3 separate regions of the Mus musculus genome follow, and regions 2 and 3 are each linked to region 1. The links are chromatin loops, found by intact Hi-C in ENCODE. Cell type or tissue: heart. All regions are shown on one strand.

Region 1 (2,500 bases):
ACTTAAATTCTTACTATTTAACTTAGTGTAAAACCCCGGGTGAGTACACTGCTGTAAAGGCCGTTAGAGCCGTGCAGCTCAGTTAACAATTAACATCCAAGCAATCTGAACCCCAGAAAGTCCACTTAGTTGACTACCTGGTTCAGGGAGATTTTTGTTTTAATGTAGTTTTAAATAGTCAGAGAGAACATCAAGGACAGATAGACGGAAAGGCCAGGTTCTGACTCACTCAAAGTCCAAGTCAAGTCGGGCTAAAGGTGAGATAAAAAGGGTTGAGATTCAGGATTCGGGGGCCACTTTGTTGCAGGGGTTCACAATCCAACATCTGCTACTCCCTGGCTCTTTGATCTCTGGCAAATTGCTTATCCCCACCCTCACCCCCAAACCCCACCCTGTTTCATTGTTTCTAAGTAGGTATAATAAGGTAATGCCGGACAGAAAGCTAAGGGTTAAATGAGTAATAAAATAAGAAGCTTGACATGGCTCCTAGACAAGGCAAGTCCCCAGCAAAGGCTAGTAACAGTACTCCGAGTTTTAATGACAAGAACGACGACCTCCTGCTGTTTGCATCTGAAATGAGACAACTGGCCAGGCAGAATCGGTCTAGTTTTATATCTGGATGTTATTGTTATGTTTGGTTTTCACAAATAGCAACCACTCCTAAAAAACATAACATAAAAAGTTCATTAGAGTGGCTTTAACAGTCGATCTCTGCAAATGTGGCGAGCAATCTGCGAGTGATTAGCTGTCCTTTTTATTACTCCTGTTAAACTGTAACACACTTGTTATCTCTCCCTGGGTGTGGCTGACACTCCGAACGCTGGCTTTGCTCAGCATCCTATTTCAGCCATCATGATGAGGGAGATGTTGAGAAACGTTGCCTCGTTCTCTTGTTACAGTTATTAATTTCTTAGAGTCTTCAAGTTATGAAGATATGGGGAGGAGGCCACCAAATGACAAAGCTGTAACCAAACGATTAAAAGGGCAGGATGTTCTATTTTCCCTTGGGGGCCACTGAAGGAAACGAGAACTAAATTTGACACTCTGAGTTCTCATGCTCACAAATTGATGTCTTAGGTTATGGCCTACTTTGGATGAGCCTGTCTCTGAACACAGAATCCAAAGGTAGAGAGAGACTCCATAGTTGAGACAGCTGCATAGAAACTGTAAGCGTTGAGAGTCTCCAGGGAGGTTTCTATCTGATGTGTAAACAAAGGGCATTGTGAAATGGGTTCCAAGGACTGCACCCAGCCCTTCTTTTCCTTCCTTCTTTCGTGGTGTGACTGCTGTCAGTCCATAGAGCTGTGGGATGACAGTCCACAGGGCTGTCGTCTCCGCCTGTTCAGGCTCTGCTCTCGGACATTTACACTTGGGTGAAACTTAAGGTGTGCCGGCTCCCAGGAAGGACTTGTGAAATCTCGATCGCTAATTGCAAATTGCAAGATTGACACCACTGGGTCATAGCTTATAGGACAAGCAAGAGAGACCACTTTAACATAACTAAGACAGGAATTTACGGCAAGAGGAAGACTCAGCTGCTTCTCCTGAGTTAAACACTGCATAATCTGGCCTGGGAAAGACAGGGTGCCAAGTGAGTTCTGGGAGACCTTTGAAGTCTTATCTAATCACATTCTCTTCTGGGACCTCCCCTGAGCAGAACTCTGATCTTAAGTCTCTGTATCTCTCTCCTCCAGATTCACATGCCAGGGAGGGAACATCGGGTTGGTCCAGCTTAGGACCCATCACAGAAAAGGGCAGGATGCCAGTGTCATACCAATGGAGTAAAAAGGGGCTCCTGGAAGGATCTTGGGGCACTCTCCCCGGAAAAGGAACAGATGCTGTGCAAACAAAAATGCACTTGCTGCAGCTGCCAAGGGAATTTCACAGATCTGAATACACGAGGTCATTTTGGATGTTCCGACCCCTAGGCAACCGATTTACTTCATATGTCAGCCCCTACAAAATGACCCTATTCTGGTCTCTAAGGACCTTATGTAAGTCGAATGACATAGAATAGACTTCAGGACTCTTTCACTGGTTTTTCCCTCTCAAGAGCTTTAATCAATGTGTTGTATCTGCATACACACACACACTCACACACACACTCACTCACACACACACTCACAACACACTCACACACACTCACTCATACACACACACTCACACACACACACTCACTCACACACACACTCACACACACTCACACACACAGACACACACACACTCACTCACACACACACTCACTCACACACTCACTCACACACACTCACTCACACACACACACACACACACACACACACACACACACACACAAAATTAGGTTGGCCTTGAACTCATGATCTTTCCACCTCAGGGGTCTTCAGAATTAAGGTGATAGATATCACTAAGAATGCAAGTATTTGGGGATGCCACTGAAATGTGGTTCCTAAGGTAAACATTTTGTGAACACCAACATAGCTAAGCTACTGGGCTAGCTTGCAGCTCACAGCCAGGTAAAATG
Region 2 (2,500 bases), 110 kb before region 1:
GCTCTAATGAACCAGTGGATAAAATCACCTCTCTGCCCCAGGATTAAATTTAAGAAACAAGGGCTGGCAAGATGGCTCAGCAGGTAAGAGTACTGACTGCTCTTCTGTAGGTCCTGAGTTCAAATCTCAGCAACCACACGAAGGCTCACAACCATCTGTACAGCTATAGTGCACTCACACACATAAAATAAATAAATAAATCTTTAAAAAAATAAAATAGCTTTTAAAAAATAAGGTTTAAGAAACAAAACAGGAGGCCGATTTGAGGAGGTATGATTTTTCAGGAGAAAAAAATACAGTTTAGGAAAATCTGATTCGTGACTTCCAGAAAGAGAACCACATACCCCGCCAAAGCCTCATATTAACAAATTCGCTTCGACAGAATGTGACCCTTTGTCTAGGCCAAGTCAAAGAACAGGGCCTTTCAGATAAGAAGAAAGATAGGATTTCTGAAAGAAAGCCCTGGCCCCATCCAGTGGCTGTCCTGGCTTGAAGCTGCGGATGCCCAGGGATCCCGGAATCTGCCTGAGACAGCACAGGAAAGCATTTACCGATCACCTCTGTAAAGGCTCCTGGGGCCTTGTTCTGGGATTAGAGAGAACCAGAGAGGCTGACCACTCAAGTGCCAGGTCCTTGCATAACCCTGCACTTGGGGCTCGTCTGGTTCATCTCCACTAGGGAACAGTGTGGGTGTATTTGTATTTTGGAAAGTACACAAAGGACAGAATTCAAGATTCCCCTTCATAACGCCCGCCCTCCGTTCTCCACGCCTAGGAGGAATTCCACCAACCTTGAATCAGGCTGAAATGTAACAGTCAGGAGTCGCAGAGAACAGAGCCTTTCTATTGCTGAGGAGGCCGCTGAGCAGGTCACACACAAAGCAGCCCTTCCTCCCTGTCCCCAGAGGCCTGGCAAGGACACAGAGCCCCACTTAATGGAGTTACCCCAACAATGCAGTGCCTCTCCACAGGAACTGAAAGAGGAAATGCACTTCTGCTGGTGCAGTCCTCATCACCCCTGGACCACACCCGCTGAGTCTTCTCTGCCTGCACAGTTCACACTTAGGGCACCGATGCTCAATTTCAGAACCTCTCACCCAGATTCGGGGATCCCCTGGTTTCTCTGTTCTCCCTCCTCCGATCCACACTCAAGAGCGCCCCTACTGGTCATACTGCCTTCTTGTTCCTGCTAACCAGACCTCATCTCAGCCAGACAGGGTGGGACACTGCAATCCTGGCTGGCAGGATTGCCCATTCAGAGTTATCCTCCACTATGATACCAAGTTTGGGCTGTAAGAGAGTCTCAAAAACTCCTGACTATGGGGGTCAAGGTCACCGGCAGGAAAGAATGACAGGTGGATGGCCTTGACTAATGTGCCCAAGGTGTGCTTTCTATGTCTCTGTCTCTCTTTACCCAGTATTCTCCAAATTCTAACTGCCCATAGTCCAACTAACTGCACTTCCTTGATCCTGCTGTCTTAGAAATCTCTCAGCTAGGAATACATTCCACACTCATACAGACCGATGCTGTAAATGACGAGAGCTTCACCACAGGTGGTCCTGAGCACTTGAAAAGTAGTTTATTATTATGTTACTTTATTCTTTTTTTTTTTTTTCAGTTTTTCGAAAAAGGGGTTTCTCTGTATAGCCCTGGCTGTCCTGGAACTAATGGTGTAGACCAGGCTGGCCTCGAACTCAGAAATCCGCCTGCTTCTGCCTCCCAAGTGCTGGGATTAAAGGCGTGCGCCACCACTGCCTGGCTTTATGTTACTTTCTTACTAGCCTGAAACTGTATTTCATTTTATCTCATTTTAATCACTTGCAATGTAGTTCTAAAACAGATACCCAAGATTCAGTTAGTAGAAGCCTTTCAGGTATGCTTAGGACAGCATGGGTATGTGAGACTACTTTGTCAACTATAACTTCTTTTTAAAAGATTTTACTTATTTTATGTATATGAGTACACTGTAAGCTGTCTTCAGACACACTGGAAGAAGGTATCGGATTCCATTACGGATGGTCGTGAGCCACCATGTGGTTGCTGGGATTTGAACTTAGGACCTCTGGAAGAGCAGTCGGTGCTCTTAACTGCTGAGCCATCTCTCTCCAGCCCTGTCAACTATAAATTTAATGAAAGGTAAATACAGATTAAATGCTCGAAACCATATTCGGACTGAGGTGTTTTATAAATAGAAACTACCATATATGAATGCTTCCTATAAAAAGTAACCTATACTCTTTATACTGATATGTGAAAATGATCATTTCTTCTGATACCCTGGTGTGACTAATTTATTAAGTATTTTACTATCTTACAACATGGCTGCACACACCTCACAAGTTCCTCCTGGATGGCGCTGGCTGGCCCTTCCCTGACACATGTGCAGGCCTTTATGTGTCGTCACATCTCTGTCGTGGCTTGTCTAGTTTTTTACTCTAAGGGGCCTCTCGTTCGCTCCTATAAAGGTGGCAGTAACAATAACAGCAACCCACACAGCGAC
Region 3 (2,500 bases), 54 kb before region 1:
CCTTTGCAAGAGCAGTATTTGGTAAGTTGCTGAACCATCTCTCTAGCCTAGATTGGAGATTTAAATATTAAACCTAACAAGGAGCCGGGCGTGGTGGCACACGCCTTTAATCCCAGCACTGAGGAGGCAGAGGCAGGAGGATTTCTGAATTCGAGGCCAGCCTGGTCTACAAAGTGAGTTCCAGGACAGCCAGGGCTATATAGAGAAACTCTGTCTCGAAAAGCAAACAAACAAACAAACAAACAAACAAACAATAAAACCTAACAAGGAAAAGTGAGGCTGAAATACAGACCAGCTGGCAGTGTGGTTAAGTGGACTCTCTATGTCAACAACTATACAAAATGTGGCAATTGCTCAAAACTAAGAGTTTATGAGGTGGTGGGTGGCTACAAAATAACAGCACTTTCCAGACACAACAGGGTACTTTCACATATAACTCACTGCGTTACAACAGGGTGCACAAGACCTGTGCAAGCTCCGAGGAGCTTTTAGAAATCCATGGCTACTGGGAGAGGAGAAGTCGGCATTCTTTAAGGGTGTAGCCTTCGGTAGGATGTCACCGGGCTCCGGGGTAGCACAAGTTGGACTTGAGGGGTTTAAAAGGAGATGGGGTAATGGATGGAGAGATGGCTCCGCAGTTAAGAGCACTGGCCGTTCTTCCAGAGAACTCCAGTTCAATTCCCAGCACCCACATGGTGGCTCACAACCATCTATACCTCCAGTTCTAGGGGATCCAATGGGTGCTTCCTCTGACCTCCAAGGACACTAAACATACAAGTGGTAAACCGATATAAATGCCGGAAAAACACCCATACCCATATCATACTCCAAGTAATGACGCAGAGCCCAGGGGCTGCATGCTGGGGCTGCACTGTCCCCTAGGGCCCAGAGCGAGAGCGTTTTTGATATTCAAACAGCAGAAGATTTCGATCAAGGCGGAAAACACCAGCTTCTTGGCCTGAAAGTGGCTTCAATCACAGCCGCTCAGATGTTCTCAGCTATAGCTCACTCGTATAGCCAAGTCTAACTGGATAAGACAAAGTGTTCCTCCTGAGTCCCCCCATTTTATACAGAGAGAAACAATGTGTAACTCGGTGCTACAGAGTAGCAATTTGCTGAGGCACTCTGTTTTGAACACACTACTCTGAGTTGTTTCTTCTCCCATTGTACAAGTCCTGAGCGCCCTTTGGGGAGTATCGTATATATTCTCACTCCCTTTTATACACGCACTTTTATATTACTCAAGATAGATAAGCAACCCTAATCTGTGTTGTGCAATGACTCAGACACAATGGAAATCTATTTGCCAGTTGCCTAACGCCGTGCTGCAAGTGTTCTTGGTCACTTGGCAGCTCAACTCCACGGTCTGCGCAGTGACACCTTTCCTGGGGAAAGTTCATCGTCTTGTATACCCACCTTCAGGAGGTAACGAGGACATAAAGGACTGTATTTGCTGACTACAACTTCTGGCCCCCAGAATGTCCCCATTATTTCCACTAGTGTCCCACTGGCATTAACTCAGTCATGTGATCTCTCCCAATTATGAGAGGAGCCAAAAAAATATTAGTCCCTGGCTGAGCACACTTTTTCCACCAACAATTCTGTAGTTCCAGAGGTCAGACTCTTTCTGGCCCGCTGCCTGTTTTTTGTAAATAAAAGTGTCTTGAAACAGAGCCATGCTCATTCATTTGCGTATGATCTATGGCTGCTTTTACGCTAATACAGTGGAACTGAGTAGTTGCAACAGAAGCCATATGATCCTCCAATCCTAAACTATTTCCTATTTGGCACCTTTACGAAAAACAAAAATTGTCAACCTCTTGGCTGTAGTTTGTATCTTGACAGTCCTCCAAAGGCCTGTGCATTACAGGAACCAGTCTCTGGTACTCTTGGGAGGCAGTGATACTCTTAGGAAATAGAGCCTAGTATAGGGAGCTACACTGGGAGGCTTGAAGGAGATATTGAGAGCCTTCCCTTCCCCTTCATTTCCTAGCAGGGGTGAAGTAGGCAGCTCTTCCATCATGAGTCCCTACCGGGATGTACTTGTGTTACATCGGGCCCCCGTGACGGCCAAAATACCAAGGGTCGAACCCACTATAGCCATGAGCCAAAAGCAACCTTTCTTCCTTAAAATTGACTCATCACAGGTTGCCCTCACAGAAAGCTGCCAACCATATCTTCTCTTCCCTATAAAGTCTGGTGCTTCTGCTACGGTCCTGCACCATCCTAGGGCCCACCAGCTGGACGCTTAAAAAGAAAGCCAACCTCACAGAAGGCAACGAGAAAGTTGAAGAGAAGCCTGTTGACCTCATTTGAACCCGAAGCCAGCTGCCTCGAGCCTCTCATTTAGTTGATCCAATATGTGCCCTTCTCCACTTAAACTGGGGTTTCCCGTCTCGTCACAAAGGGCTCTACGTGAAACCCCGCCCTCTAGCAACAGCGGGCGCTGTAAGAAACAGTCTTCTTATGATTAAGACATAGAGACGGAACCAGCTTGATT

What was found. Peaks named below come from ENCODE experiments on the same cell type or tissue, not always from the same donor. Only the 100,000 strongest peaks of a DNase experiment are listed, where the experiment ranks them.
Region 2: it touches region 1 in a loop (2.1-fold over the local background); 3 of 42 quality-filtered maps call a loop at or near these places.
Region 3: it touches region 1 in a loop (2.2-fold over the local background); 4 of 42 quality-filtered maps call a loop at or near these places.

The regions. Positions count from the first base shown.
Region 1 is chr19:53,127,418-53,129,917 of GRCm38, forward strand. It overlaps Gm30381 (predicted gene, 30381), which reads left to right and starts at 1,286. Exons shown (of 3, transcript NR_166769.1): 1 at 1,286-1,591. In heart, no CTCF peak of the experiment used is centred here; DNase peaks (open chromatin) are centred at 1,264 and 1,754; H3K4me3 peaks cover 1,051 bases; H3K27ac peaks cover 2,500 bases.
Region 2 is chr19:53,019,196-53,021,695 of GRCm38, forward strand. All of the region lies in intron 2 of Xpnpep1 (X-prolyl aminopeptidase (aminopeptidase P) 1, soluble), which reads right to left. Among named protein-coding and RNA genes, the nearest start is that of Mir6407, 9.7 kb to the left of the region's middle. In heart, a CTCF peak has its summit at 1,163; DNase peaks (open chromatin) are centred at 746 and 1,076; H3K27ac peaks cover 177 bases.
Region 3 is chr19:53,073,786-53,076,285 of GRCm38, forward strand. The region is part of intron 1 of Gm30234 (a long non-coding RNA gene); the gene reads right to left. It overlaps 1700054A03Rik (RIKEN cDNA 1700054A03 gene), which reads left to right and starts at 2,467. Exons shown (of 3, transcript NR_045320.1): 1 at 2,467-2,500. In heart, no CTCF peak of the experiment used is centred here; DNase peaks (open chromatin) are centred at 1,266, 2,286 and 2,446.